Regions from separate parts of the Homo sapiens genome. Here region 1 is linked to region 2. A link is a loop called in an ENCODE intact Hi-C map of the cell type or tissue named here. Cell type or tissue: heart right ventricle. All regions are shown on one strand. Links, peaks and the distances in the headings refer to the core of each region. The heading gives the core; the rest is flanking DNA.

The links. A loop is a pair of places that touch in the nucleus more often than their neighbours do. Peaks named below come from ENCODE experiments on the same cell type or tissue, not always from the same donor. Only the 100,000 strongest peaks of a DNase experiment are listed, where the experiment ranks them.
Region 1: it touches region 2 in a loop (2.6-fold over the local background); 7 of 110 quality-filtered maps call a loop at or near these places.

The regions. Positions count from the first base shown.
Region 1 is chr7:28,100,963-28,108,854 of GRCh38, forward strand. The region is part of intron 1 of JAZF1 (JAZF zinc finger 1); the gene reads right to left. Among named protein-coding and RNA genes, the nearest start is that of JAZF1-AS1, 76 kb to the right of the region's middle. In heart right ventricle, for the core only: no CTCF peak of the experiment used is centred there; no DNase peak of the experiment used is centred there; H3K27ac peaks cover 2,500 bases.
Region 2 is chr7:28,268,634-28,276,525 of GRCh38, forward strand. No RefSeq gene overlaps it. Among named protein-coding and RNA genes, the nearest start is that of JAZF1, 92 kb to the left of the region's middle. In heart right ventricle, for the core only: a CTCF peak has its summit at 3,921 (motif pointing left); a DNase peak (open chromatin) is centred at 3,908; H3K4me3 peaks cover 487 bases.

The DNA of each region.
Region 1 (7,892 bases), core at 2,850-5,349, 170 kb before region 2:
TCTCCATCTAACAGTGAGCTGGTGATAGGAATTATTTATAGATCATGTCATCTAAGCACCTAAAAAGATAAAAATATCATAGTGATTTTTATGAAGTTTACATTTTCAGAACTGCTTTGAAGCATATTTAGTGACTTAATGACATAAGCATTCCTTCAGCATTCCAGATAACAATAGAGGCATTGGAAATACAGGTGGAACCCTTTTTTTATCCTCATCGTGCCACATTAATTTTGTAAATAATACCACAACTGTGACTTCAAACACAATCAATCTGATATTTCTGCCACTACAGCTTTTCAATGTTTTAGCTCTTGCTGTATACCACATATTAAACACACCTCCATCACAGACACACAGTTATACAACGTGTTATATATTATTACGTATATTATGTTATATATTGATTCTACTGTAAGAATATCTAAGAAGACTAGGGTGCCCAAGAAGGGCTGAAAGGGAATCACAGAAGATTCTGACACATTTACAGTTTTGGCCAGTCATGGTGGCTCATGCCTGTAATTCTAGCACTTTGAGAGGTTGAGGTAGAGGACTGCTTGAGGCCAGAAGTTTGAGAGCAGACTGGACAGCATAATGAGACTCATTTCTATATTAAAAAAAAAAAAAAAAAAAAAGCCTGGCATGGTAATGCACACCTGTAGTCCCAGCTACTTGGGAGGCTGTGGAGGGAGGATTGCTTGAGCCCAGGAGGTTGAGGCTGCAGTGAGCTGTGATCCTGCCGCTGCACTCCAGTCTGGGTGATAGAGCAAAACTCAGTTTCAAAAACAAAATAAAATAAAATGTAAGCCCATTTTAAGTGTGCGCTTGGTGTACTTGAGAATCTGTAAAGAAAACAAACAAACAAATAAACAAAAACAAATACAATTTAACTGCTTGACGGAAATGCCATTTTTTTTTCTTAGCTCAAAAGGGATCAATACGGCATGGGATGCTTTTAGATATATTTTTAACAGAATACAGCTAGAGGGATAAAATGCTAATTTTCTACACGTTGTCTTATGAACCACAGAGGAATAAATGGTGCCTCATCAGACATGTCTCAGTGGCAGAACTGGGGAGTGGTACCACCCTGAGTGGGAGGCAGGGCACCAACAACCCCTCCCAGCCTGTGCCACCACCCTGATTGCCCAGCACCCCCAAGGGACAATGCAGAGGCAGGCAGCTGGAGGGACAGCTTAGCCTGGGCTCAAATCTGAAACACAGAAAGAGATAAGAGATGGACCAAATCCATCCCTGCTCCAACATTTGCTGCAAGGTAACCACAAGCAAATGTCTTTATCTCTTAGGGCATTTGCTACAAAAGTGGAAACAGTAACAGCTACACCTCACAGGACTATTGTGAGAATTAAAAGACATATTGTGAATAAAATGCCTGGCGATAGCGCCCAGAGCATGCTTAAGGCTCTGTGAATAGAAACGATTCCCATAAGTATCACTCTCTGATTTCTGGGCTTGTTCTCATTGGCAGTCCCTAGGTTATTTCTTATCACCATGACCTTGCAAACCATATCATAAATATCCAGGCACTATCTGAGAAAAAAATACAACAATGTATACTTATTATACATAGTTGGTGAAAAGGGGTATATAATATTTAGCACAAATTCATTTTTTGAAAAAAAATGTCTGCATATGTGGTTGAAAAAAAGTCTGAAAGGACATATACTGATTTGTAAACATGGTAGGTTCTGAGTGGTTTAACTACAATCAACAGCTTTGTCTTTCCTTTTGCTTCTCTGTTTTTCTAATTTTTCTATAGTGAGCATACACTCCATAGTTATATAAAAATATGAGAAATCAAAATTTTCATACATACTGAAAAACAAAATCATAAGATACTGCTGCTAAAATATCAGAACTAGTACAAACACAATACCACCTCCAATGCAAAAGAACACGATGACATAAAACAGCACTCAAAGGTCAAGCACAGCCAGAGGACTCTCATGGCAGAGAGAAAGTGAACTTGACCTTGAGCCCTAACTCAGCTCTTCCCCAGCCACAGCCCTCGGTGAGTCACTCATCTTGGGCCTCAGCTTACGACCGATTGATGTAACCATTTTTGCCCCAGTGGCAACACTTGCTAGGGATGACCAGTCCCTTCTCCTTGGAACACTCTGCCTTGGCTTCCAGGTCACTCCCTCCTGGCTTTTCCTTCCACCTCGGTGGTCCCTCCTTCTTGGTCTCCTTTACTGGTTCCCGGATCTCATCCAGTCTATTGTTTTAATGCCCACCATTCCCAAATGCCTATCTTCAGTCCTGACCTCTCTCCTGAACTCCAGAAGTGAATATCAAAAATTGCCCACTGGATGCTGGGCATGGTGGTATTTACCTATAGTTCTGGCTACTTAGGTGGCTGAGGTGGGAGGATCCCTTGAGGCCGGCCAGGGGTTTGAGGCTGTAGTGTACTATGATCGCGCCTCTGAAAAGCCACTGCACTCCAGCATGGGAAGCAGAGCAAGATCCATCTCTAAAATATTTTTTTTTAATTGCCCACTGAAGATTATCATTTGGCATCCAACAGGCATCGCAAACTTAACCTGGCCAAAACAGAGATCCTGATTTCCATCTTCCTCCAAAACTTCCTCCAGCCAGTCACCCTCATCTTAGCGAATGCCAACCAAATCCTTCCAGTTGTTCAGGTCAACCACTCTGGAGTCATCCTTGGTTTCTTTCTTTCTCTCATACCTAAACCAAACCTGTTGACCTTATCTCTAAAATCTACCCAGAACTCTACCACTTCCCACCACCTTCACAACTACCACCTGGACCAGGACCACTGGTTATCTTGTTACTGGACTATTGCAATCCCCTCTTAATCAGTCTCCCTGCTTCCACCCTTGTCCCCTCCAGTCTACTCGAGACACTGCAGCCAGAGTCACACTATGAAAGCACCCATTCATCCATCCTGTCCTCCTCTTCTCAAGGGCCACTGGCTCCCCATCTCCCAGAGAGTAAATGCCTCAAAAGCGCAAACTGGCCTACGTGGGTGCCCACCACGACCTTATCTCCCCCTGCCCTCTTTCTCACTCACTCCAGCCCCACTGGCCTCCCTGCAGTTCCTCCAGCACACCGGGCAGGCTCCCACCTCAGGGCCCCAGTCCGAGCTGTTCCCTCTACTTGGAATGCTGTTCTCCCAGCTGGCCACCTTCCCACTTCCTGCAGGTCATTACTCAAATGTCTTCTCCCTGGGGCGACTCCCCAGCCACCCTAGGTAGTACTGTGACAACCCCACACTCCCCCTCTCCACTTTCCTTATCTTACTTTTCTCCATGGCAGTTTCATTTCCCAACATAACTTTTGTTTCACTCACTTCATTTATTTGTGGTCTGTCTCCCTACAGCTAACACATAAATTCCACAAAAACAGGATTTCTTTATTGTTTTGTTCCCAATTGTATCCTTTGTACCTAGGACAGGGCCTGGCAAATACTAGGCACTCAATAAATGTTTACTGAATAAACAAATAGGATTTAACAACCTGCCCTTACATGTCTGAGTTACATAAGAAGCCCACAAAATAAGGAATGTAAATGTAACTACTTAATAATTTGTCACTTAGATAAACATGTGGATAGTGTTACTATTATCACTGTTGTATTGAAGATATGTCCCAGTTCTGCCAGATGTGGCCTTATTCATGCTTGACCTGTGATTCTCCACCTCCCTCCTACTTTATTTATTTCAGTACCAAGGTTGGTAACTGAGAATTCCTACAACATTAGGATTCTGGAACGTATTAGGTTCGCAGACCCACTCAATGTCCAACCCTACAAATAATTATCTGAATCTTCCCATTTTTGTCTTCCCATGGGGAAGAATAAGGGGAGATTAAAAGATTAAACGTCATCACCGAAGAGTGCAAACAGTGCCTATTCTTTCTTTACTGTGCATCAGAAATAGTATACCACTTAACCTAAGGCAGCTCAGGGTAGAAGACTCTGCCCTTGACTTTTGCTTAGCCCTCATGAAACAACCATGTCTCACCCGAGGTGGATTTCTGTGTGACCTCTCAATAGACAATAGCTTGGGTTCAGCTCAGAGATCTTCATCTGGAAACCAAGAGTATTTAAAATATGCCAGTAACTCTAGGAGATACAGAAAACTGCATGTTAGGTTATGACATGTCCGGATTTTTTTTTAGAGACACCAAACAGAAATGATACAGAGTTAAAAAAAACAAACAAGAACTCTCCTCTCAATGCCAAAGTCTCTTGGCAAGTAGAAAACTCTACCTGAAGACAATTTTGCTGACCCATATTCCATCTTGGTTAGAAATAGTTGTTTGGAACTCTTCTCTGTAAGTTCAAAGGAACTATAGCCCTTTCGAGGTCAATAACAGTACCTTTTACTTACAAAACTAACATTTAGTTACCGCAGATAAACTGCAAAGCATTGTGACTCCTGGTGAGGAAGGTAATTAATCTAATTGAGCTGAACACATAACGGTTTTCGAGTGGATAAAACTGCACCTTGGGACACTTGAGCCCAGCAGCAATGCCTGCCCTATTTCAGGAATGCGCAGAGTTGATAGGAAGGCAGCTGCACTGAGTTCACCTTTTAGTTTGACAAAAGGATTTCCTTCGTCACACCCTAAGGCTCCTTTAGAAAGAAGCAACTTATAAAATTATATCCTGTTAAATACCCTAATATCAAAGTGGGAAACTGACCGATTTAAGACTTAATCAGCTTAATTGTAAGATTTTGCCTGTCAGCAACATACCAAGCTTGACTTGCTCCTCTCATCTCATTGCATTGAGTCTGTGTTACCACAGACGCAAGAGGAAGAGTCTATCAGAAAGAATTATACAAGCGGCTACAGAAAAAGCTTTCATTTCTCACTTTATCAAAGTGACTCGATGAGCACACAGCATCTCATCCTCATCAACCGTGGCTTCTTTCTTCATTAAAAGTAAACCAAACAAACAAAAAGCTATTTTGCATTTGGACTCTCTTCCAGGAATAACAACATATTCCCAAGAAAAATGAGGTAGCATGGGAAACTGTTTTAAGGATGACACACTGGCAAGCTCACGATCGGTTCTGCTAGGATCCAATCCAAGCACATGTGGAGGTTTTCAGTAGGTAACAAGAATAACCTTCACTGTGAATGCTGTCTTACAGGTTATTTCAGCGTTTAAAATGCTTTATTTATGATAGTAAAACTAGAGAAAATAAATGAATCCATATCAGACCAAAGGATTACAAATAAATCCCCTAGTATTGTTGATGTGGCATTTTTCCTTCCGAAGAGCAATGGTTTTTCTTTTCACTTGCTTTTGGTATTGGTTTAACTCCACATTGGGGTTGATATTTTCATCACACAAAAGTCAGGAAATCTGGAGTTAATGTTCCAATAGCCACTCTCCCAACAACCTCTGACGCAGACATGCACCTGGCTTGCTGAGCAGCAACGTCCCAATTACCACATGTCATCATTTCAATAAATAGAACTCAAGTGTTACAAGACAACAGCGAGTTCTAGGGAGACACAGGATCTGACACGTGTTAATACCTCATTATACACCCAAGCCTTCTGCCAAGCAGAAGAAACACAGGATCACCTTCTAACATAAACATTATAGGCCTTTCTTGCTATGGGGATCAAGTCCAGTATATTTTTCATTCACCATATGGTCATTTCCCTCCACTGCAAAGGAGATGCAGTGAATAAAAGCTATGTTAGGATAGCAATATGCTTGAGAATTTTAAACAAACCAGTGAGGCAGATCACTTACGGTTTTCATACCAAGCATACCTCTGAAGGCTGCATATAAATACTCCTTTCAGCTGTGAGCACCATGCACCCCGATAGGAAATACTGTACTATATATATAAGCAAGAGACACAGCATTCCACTGACTTAGGAAACACAGGTTCAGACTTTTACACTTTCATCTTCCATGCAGGCCCCATGGTCTAGTGGGCTAGCACAAGGCTGGAACTGGAGGAATCTGAGAGTTAGTTACAGGACTGCCTTGGTTCCTCACAGATTTTGAGTTCAGGAAAATTATGTAAATTATACCTCGGTTCTTTATTTCTGGAAGAGGGAACAAAGTGACTACAAATTCCTAATTGCAGCAGAAGCATCTAAGCTTTGATGACTCAAGCTGCCAACATCGAATTAATCTGCCACCTGATTCTCCCAGTTTTACAGGTGTGCTTTATATTTGTCCCTCAAACACCAACCAATCCACAAACATCCCACTAGAGTACGTTTCCAGCACTTAGTGAGTGAAGTATCTTGAAGGTATTTCTCATCATGGGCAGAGTTTTACAACCAGTCTCTTGAAGCACTTTTGTGTATTTCAAAAACCATGACCTACTACAGAAATGTGAGCCCATATAGTAGCTGAGGCAAGTCACCTGTGGAGAATACAACCAGGAACACCTTGGTATCAGATGTACTTTACTAAAGTGCTTTGGGGCGCTGAGAATGTTCTCAGTATCTGTACTCACTGTGCTTCTCCCTCCAAATTGATGAAACCTAAACTGGAGATGTGTTTCATGACATACAGCATGAAACAGCCAGGAATATAGGAATCTAGTGTCTCCATGGGCTTCAACTTCTCAAGCCAAAAATTACACTGTAGCTATCTAAGCCAGAGGCCACCATGGCAGACCAACAGAAACAAGGCAAAATTAAGTGAACGTAGTCAACCCAAGGCACATACACAAAATGAGGACATAAGGACCTCACAGGTTACAACATTATCAGAACAAAATGCCATTCAATAGTGGTTCAAAGGAAAGAATACACAGAGACACCATTTCCGTTGTTAGACACACATATCTAATGTAGTTTACTGCCAGAGAATGCATACGGAGTTCCACTTTACAGACCCTACGATGGACCTAAAGCATTTTCACAGAGATGACTTATTAAAACCAAAATAAATGGTGGCCTACAAATGAAACCAGAGACATAAGCGTAAAGGCTTAGGATCCAGCACCACACCCAGGCACGCCTCACTTCCCTGAGCTCAGAAGGCATTTGCTCCATCACGGCTAAAACAATGAGCTCCCAGGTCCCAGAGGCCCACTGATCAGACCTGGGGGGTGGGATGCAGTAACTCTCTTCTTCAGAGGACAGGCTTTTCCAGATGGCAGTGTGACAACACAACCTCAATTCTGCAACTGGTTCTCTGCACTATCTTTATTGTACCCACTGAGTCACTCAACAAGTATTTCCTCAGCCCTTGCTCTGCCAGGCACTGGACTTGGCATTACATTTTCCTAGTCGAGACAGTCATATCCAGGCCCAGTTAATGCCCCGATTGGATTAACCTTCCAACCTCTCTTCATGCTTACCCTTCCAGCAATGCCAAATTCATTCAGTCCCCAAGGTCACTGGCATCCTAGTTTCAAATGAGGAGCCTCGTCATGGTGCTCCTATTATTACATTTTGGTGGCAGGATAGCCCCTGCCCTTGGTTTCCAAGCTCATCTCTCTATAATCAAAACAACTCATGTTGTCTTTACTCTTCCCTGCCAGTTCTCTCTGCTCCTCTAACATTCACTTGCTCAGTTTCTTACGGATCTGATCATCCCATGAGGCAGCCTGATCAAGGAGGGCCTGTCCTCTGTGGAGAAAATGAAACCCTTGTGCACTGTTGGCAGGAATGTAAACTGGTATAGCCACTATGGAAAAAACAGTACGAAGGTGCCTCAAAATATTAAAAACAGAACTACTGTGTGATCCAGCAACCCCACTTCTGGATAGATGCCCAAAGAACAAAAAATCAGTATCTCAAAGAGATACCTGCACTCCTGTGTTCACTGACGCATTATTCTCAATAGCTAAGCCATGGAAACAACCTAAGTGTCCATCGATGGATAAACAGATTTTAAAAATTGTGGTATTCATACACAA
Region 2 (7,892 bases), core at 2,619-5,118:
CAGAAGTTTTAACATTTTTATGTAGTCCAATTTATCTACTTTTTTCTTTTGTGGACTATGCTTTCAGTATCACATCCAAGTAATCACTGTGAAATCCATTGCTATAAAGATTTGCTCCTATGTTTTCTTCTGAGAAATTTTTAGTTTTAGCTCTTATGTTTAGGTCTTTGATTGATTTTGAGTTAATTTTTGTATGTGGTATAAAATAAGTCACTAATATTCTCTTCAGCTATGTCTAATTTCTGTTTAACCGATTCACAGTTTTAACATTTTAACAATTATTATGTTTTTACTAAAAATCTAATCTGATTATTTTATGAATCTGACTGGCCATTTTGATATTTTTTCCTTGCTTATTTGTAAATACTTCATTTTTGAATTTAAGAAACATTTCCATATGGTTATATTTTGTGCGGATAACTTCAATATCTGAGGTCTTTTGGAGAAGGGGTTCTAAATATGCTTTTTTTGTGGTTTCTGTGAACTCTCACTCATAGTGTCTTGCTTTCTTGCATGTTTGTTGATCTTTGTTTATTAATTCATATTTTATCTAGTCAATTATTCTATTCATTCAGTGAATAGATATTGAATGCATACTCTCTCTAGCCTTTGTTTGTATGTTGGGCATACAGAAGTAAACAAAGTAGATAAAATCCCCTTCATGGAGTTTACATGAGGGAGAAGCAGAGGGAGAGAGAGAGAATAAACAAGATAAGTATGTCAAATATATAATATGTTATATGATGACAAATTTTAAAGATAAATTAAATAAGTGGGATATAAAGTATGAAGTGTTGGGTTATGGGTTTTTTGTTTGTTTGAAAAGTTGGATAGGATGGCCAAGAAGGCTTCATTTAGATGAATTTTGGGTAGGCGTCTCAAGTGAAGAATCTAGACAGGCAGATATTTGGGAGAACATTACATGGAGAAAATAGTAGGTGAGAAGACCCTAAGGGCTCTTGAGTTCCAGGTGACAGTGAGGGGCAGAGTGGCTACATTGGTGAGCAATGGGGGACAGACTAGGAGATGAGGCCAGAGAGGCATGGAGGACCAGATTATATAGAGTCTTGTAGGTCAAAATAAGGACTTTGGCTTTCATTCTGAATGAGTTGGGGAGCCACTGGAGTATTTTGTCCAGAGGAATGACCACTTTAGCTTATGTTTTAACAGACTCATTTTGGCTTCTGTGTTGAGAATAGATGACAAGGAGGTACATGTAGAATCAGTGCACCATCTTGGAACCTATTTCAGTAATACAGACAGGACATGAATTGGCTTGAAGCATGGTAGTGGCAATGGAGATGGTGAGAAGTTATCACATTTTTCTACATCTATAGTTTTAAATTTTAAGGTGGAACCAACAGGATTTTTAGGATTAGATGGGGAGTGTGAGAGAAAGGGAAAAGTTCAGAATAACCCCAAATGGGCCTGAGCAACTGGAAGGATGGAATTGCAAGGAACTGAGATGAAGGAGGCTTATGGGCAGAGAGGTTTGTGAAATGAAAAGAGGAAGTCAAGAGCTCAGTTTTAGACATGTTAATTTTTGATGTGATTAGTCACCCGTTTGGGGATGGCCAGTAGGTGGTTTCATATATGAGTCTGGAGTTCTGGTAGAGATCTAGAATAGAGATATAAACTTGGGAGTGTTGGCATAGAAATGGTACTTAAAGCAATAAGATTGGATGAGATTACTAAGGAAAAAATATAAAAGAGAAGAGGTCTAAAGTCTAAGCCCAGGAACTCTCTAAAGCTTAGAAATCAAGAAAATGAGAAGGAACCAGAAAAAGGACCAAGAAAGACCAACCAGGAAAGTAGGGGAAAAAACCAGACAACTGTGGTGTCCTACAATCCAAGTGAGGCAAGTGAATCAAGGAATGTCAAATGCTGATGACAGGCCAAGTAATATTGATAGCAGTGGTATTTGGGTCCCTGAGGTTCCTGGCATCTCCAAGCTTCAGGGTGCCACTGTGTTCCCTGGTGCCAACTGTGGAAGCTGCTTGCGGTGCACCTGGTCCAGCTGCAGCCTTGCAGAGAGCTGGCGCCTGTGCTGGCACCTGGAGCTGCCCGCTCCGCTGCAGCAGCTGGCACATATGACTGTGCGGTGGCCAGACCCCATACTCGCTTACACACCCCCTACCGCTCCACGCAGTCTCCCTTGGCAGGCGTGGGATCCAGGCTGGTACCATGAGTCAAAGGAAACCTGCCAGGCTGAGTGGACAGAATGAGTCCAGCGGGCCTGAGCAGAACTCGGGCAAAGGTGTCACTGGCCACAGAGGTTTCTGGCCAGAAAAGCAACACCCTAAAAATTCTGTGACAATATGAAGACTAAGAAACATTAAATGGATTTAGTGACATCAAGGATATTTGGGACCTTGGTAAGAGTAGTCTTAGAGGAGTCATGGGGATGAAAACCTGATCAGAGTGGATTCAAGACAGAATGAGGTACACCCATGTTTCTGGCAGCATTATTCATAATAGTCAAAAACTAGAAAGAACGTGAATGTCTATCAATGAGTGAATGGCTATGCAAAATGTGGCATATACGTACAATGAAACACTATTCAGCCTTAAAAAGGAAGGAAATTCTGACACATTCTACAACATAGATAGAACTTGAGGACATTATCCTAAGTAAAATAAGCCAGTCACAAAATTATAAATATGGTAAGATTCCACTCATATGAGGTACCTCGAGCAGTCAAATTCATAGAGATGGAAAGTACAATGTTGGAATGAGGAGTTGTTTAATGGGTGTAAGAGTTTCAGTTTTGCAAGAAGAAAAAGCTCTGGAGATTGGCTGCAAAATAATGTGAGTATACTTGACACTACTGAATTGTACACTAAAAAGATGGTACGTTTTATGTTATGTGTATTTATCATAATTAGAAATTTAAAAAGTTAAAGAAATGAGAAACAGAAACTGGAGACAGAAAGTATAGAATCTTTTGAGGAGTTTTTCTGTGAAGGAAAGGTGAAAAATCGAGGTAGAAATAAGGCCAAGAGTGTTTTGTTCTTGTGAACCTAGGTTGTCTGTTCATATTTATGAAGAATTATGTTTATTAATCTAAGAATGCTTGCATAGATTCCTTCTTTTTTAGTGGGAAAATTGAAGAGAGCAGGGTGTGCATATGAATAGGTCTGAGTTAGGAATGTCCAGGTGAGAGATGGGCCGATGAATTTTTGCATTTAAATAAATGGAGTAATAATATTATCTACACCTGGGGTAGTGGTGATTATTAAAAAGTGCATGAAAAGTATTTTCTTGAGCAGTTAGTGCTGAATAAGTGGTAGGTACAATTATTATTTGTTTTTCTTCATTATCTGTTACTTGGAAAAGGCAAAAGTTAAATCTTTACTTTTAAATGTGTGAATTAGGAGACAATGTTAGCTATTTTATTAGAGTGACTTATATGATTAAACAGATTTAGTGGAGATTCCTTTGTCCATATCCCTTATACTTTTCTATTTGATTCCTGGATCTTTTATGAGGGAGTTATAATAAACAGGAATTTCCCCCTTCAAATTTGATTTGGTTGTGTTTTGCTATATAGGAAAAAATAAAACAGACTATGTTTGTAAAGCAATGGTTGCTTGTGAGCTAGAAAAAAAAAAAAAAACTCCATCTGAAAAGAAAAATGTATAAATTTTCCTGATCCTTTACCATAGAGAAAAACAAAAAACAAAAAACACAATTTGCTTCGACCTTTTTGAAAGACCCTAGTTATCTAGGCTCCAAGAAAAAGGCATGCTCAATTTTGTGAATCACCATTTTATGTGAACAAATTGAAGTCTTTATAGCATTCTTAATTTGGTTTCTGAAAGACATTTAGATAATTGGGCAATTTACAAAAGAGTATGTTCTATTTGGGGCGAAACCTGCTTTTCCTTTGGGTTGCAGATTCTCTGCCCCCTTGTGGCCTTCCTCCTTCCTCTGGGGGAGTGCGTGTTTAATGCTACTGCGTTTTGCATTTCCAGGCTGGTTTGAGAAGAGCGCGGCTGCCTGGTTCCCTGAACACCAGACGGGTTGCTAATTACATTTGCCCAGATGGCAAAGGGGGTCCCTCAGCCTACGGACTTAATTTCGGAAATTTACTTTCAGAGAGAAGCGAGAGAGAGGATTGCTTTCCAAATTAAAGAGAATTATGTTACAGGCATTTGATTGTGTGAGGAGACAGAATCACAGAACAGGAAGGAAATCCTCAGAAGTTATTTAATCCAATCTGGACTCCAGAAGACATTCAAGACAGATGGGCAATCTCCTAATCTCCATGTTTTGTCTTCCTGTCTCTTTTTGAAGATAGTGAAAGGATTCTTTTAAAAAACATTATTTATCAGAAATATATTTATTTTAAGATATTTGGAAAATGTTGAAAAATATAATGTAGACAATAAAAGTCATCTATAACCCCATCACCCAGAGATAGTTACTATTTAAGGGTTTAACTCCTCTTCATATTTTTTGACAGAGAAAAATGAAATATACAGTTTTGCATTGTATATATGATACATGTTTTCAGATGGGAGCAGAGACTGGCAAAATATGGCTTGTGGACCAAATCCAGTCCACATTCTGTGGGCCTGTATTGCCTGTAAGCTAAGAATGGTTTCACATTTTTAAATGGTTGAAAAAAAAGAATAACATTTCCTGACATGTGAAAATTACATAAAATTCAAATTTCAGTTCCTGTCAATAAAGTTTTATTGGAACACATGTATATTCATTTATATATATTTCTGTGGCTGTTTTTGCAGCACAGTGGTAGAATTAAGTAGTTGTGGCAGAGACTATATGTATTAGTCCATTCTCACACTGCTATAAGGACATACCTGAGACTGAGTAATTTATAAAGGAAAGAAGTTTAATTGACTCACAGTTCCACAGGGCTGGGAGGCTTCAGGAAACTTACAATCATGGTGGAAGGGGGGGCAAACATGTTCTTCTTCACAAGGTGGCAGGAGACAGAAGAATGAAGCAAAGTGGGTAAAGAGCAAAGCCCCTCACAAAACCGTCAGATCTTGTGAGAACTCACTATCAGGAGAACAGCATGGGGGAACCACCCCCATGATTCAGTCACCTCCCATGAAGTCCCTCCCCCAACATGTGGGGATTACAATTTGGATTACAATTGAAGAAGAGATTTGGGTGGGGACACAGCCAGACCATATCACTATAGCACTATAAAGCCTAAAATATTTACTGTCTGGCCCTTTACAGAAAGTTTGGCAACGCTTGGTACAGAATAAGCATTTTCTAATACCCTTAAATGCTTTTCAAAAATAGACAGCAATGCTGGGCATGGTGGCTCATGCCATAATCCCAGCCCTTTGGGAGGCCAAGACAAGAGGATTGCTTGAGCCCAGGAGTTTGAGACCAGCCTGGGCAACATAGTGAGACCCCATTTCTACCAAAAATTTAAAAATTAGCCAGGTGTGATGGTGCACACCTATAGTCCCAGCTACTTGGGAGGCTGAAGTGGGAGGATCCCTTGAGCCTAGGAAGTTGAGCCTGCAGTGAGCTGTGATTGAGCCACTGCACTCCAGCCTGGGCAACAGAGAAAGACCCTGTCTCAACAAAAAAAACCAAAATTATTGCTCATATAATTTTGTGGATGAATTCAACTTTTATTCCCTTAATTCTCCTGCTTTTAAACATTTCTTTTACAATGGTCCTTTAAATAATATTCATTATAAAAAGTTAAAATATACATAGAGAGTACAATATGGCCATATGTCCATCATCCAGATTCAATAATTACCAAGATTTGGCCACATTTAGTTAATATTTCCCTTTGTTGAAATATTTGAAAGTAAATTAATAGAGATTGTACAATTCCATCCCACTTGAGCAGTCATTTTTTAAAAAAAATTATAAAACAATTTGCCAGAGAATCAGGTTCAAAAATATTATAAAACTAGTCCATGTTCATGATGAGTATTGAAGCACATAAAAACAACACAGAATGTGTAAATACTTGAAGTAAAAAGTAGAAATCCCTTTTTCACCTCTCTTCACCCCTCCTCCCCTGCCAGTTTAGTGGGTATCCTTTCAGTTATTCTCTTATGTATATAGGAATAAATTTTTTATAACTTAGATTAACTGTTTAAAACATAATTTTGGAATAAAGGAACAAGAGAAGAAACTAGAATGTGAGCGCATATGACAGCACTCCAGATTGGTGCCTTAATTGATGGAGAGTGAGGACTGGGCCCCTTCTAAGTTACTAGTTAGGGTAGGATACGTTTTCTTCTTCAAATAGCACTGATCACCAAGAAACTCACATCAGAAACCAGGAATGGGAAGATGATATTGGTGTGGACGCTCCTTTTACTGCCCCTTGCCACCTCCCCACTTAATTTCTCAGGTAACAGGTGGATACATATAGTAAATTCGAGAGACCCTGCTTTAGGCTCCTCCAAATGAGAGTCACTGTATATAATCACCTTATTACTTTTTGCACTTCTTATCTTAAAAGCAAAACTCAAATTTAGAGAAAGTCTGCAGGAATAATGTAATAAATTGCTGTATATCCACAACCCAGATTCACTAGTTACTACTGCTATATTTATTTTCTCTCTATATAAATACTGATATTTATTAATATTGTTGTTATTGCTGAAGAATATGAGAATAAATTGTAGACATCATGACTCTTTACTCCTTGATCTTCCAGTGTGTAAGTGCATTTTTGGGGAAGCTTCTTCTTTTTTTTTTTTTTGAGACGGAATCTCGCTCTGTCACCAGACTGGAATGCAGTGACGTGATCTCGGCTCACTGCAGCCTCCACCTCCCGAGTTTAAGCGATTCTCCTGCCTCAGCCTCCCCAGTAGCTGGGACTACAGGTGTGTGCCACCAAGCCCAGCTAATTTTTGTATTTTTAGTAGAGACGGGGTTTCATCATGTTGGCCAGGATGGTCTCGATCTCTTGACTTTGTGATCCGCCCGCCTCAGCCTCCGAAAGTGCTGGATTACAGGCGTGAGCCACTGCACCTGGGCTAGGAATCTTCATTTTAATGTGTACTGAAGTCTGGGGCAAGGACCCTCAGGGTCTGCTGGATGCAACATTTCCATGTACAGTTCATTTGAGTGGTTTGTGGAGTTATCGGATCATTTTTATACTATAAATTGACAAATTACACAGTCTCTTCAGTTGTTTCATTTTTATAAAAGAAAACTATTTCTTATAGAAAATAAATTTTGCAGGGATTCTGTAGTGTTAGAATTGGAGTAAATTTTTCTCATTCTGGTTTTTCTTTTTCTGAAACATATACATAGTTTTAAAAAATAACCGCTTTATTAAAATATTACTCCTCTAACATAAAATTCATTCTTTTAAAGTACATAATTCAGTGGGTTTTAAAAAATATGTTCACACGTTGAATTGTCATCACTACTTAATTACAGAAAATTTTCATCACCTCAAAAAGGTACCTGTCAGCAGTGATTTTTCCTTCTCACATCTCTGTAGTCTCTGGCAGTCACTCATTCTGTTTTGCGTCTCCATAGATTTGCCTATTCTGGACATCTTATGGAAATGGAATCATGTAATATGTAGCTCTTTGTGTCTGATTTCTTACGTTTAACACAATGTCTACAAGTTTCATCCACGTTGTAGCGTGTATCAAAACTTCAATTAATATTCTTCTATATGGGTATGTTACATTTTGTTTATCCATTCATCAGTTGGTAGACATGCACATTGTTTTCACGTCTTAGCCATCATAAATAATGCTGCTGTGGACATTTGCATACAAGTTTTTTTGTGTGGAAATATGTTTTCGATTCTCTTGGGAATATACCTAGGACTGGAATGGGTCATTTGGAAACTACGTTTAATCTTTTGAGGAACTTTTCTGAGAAACTGCCAGCCTGTTTTCCCAAGCAGTGTACTATT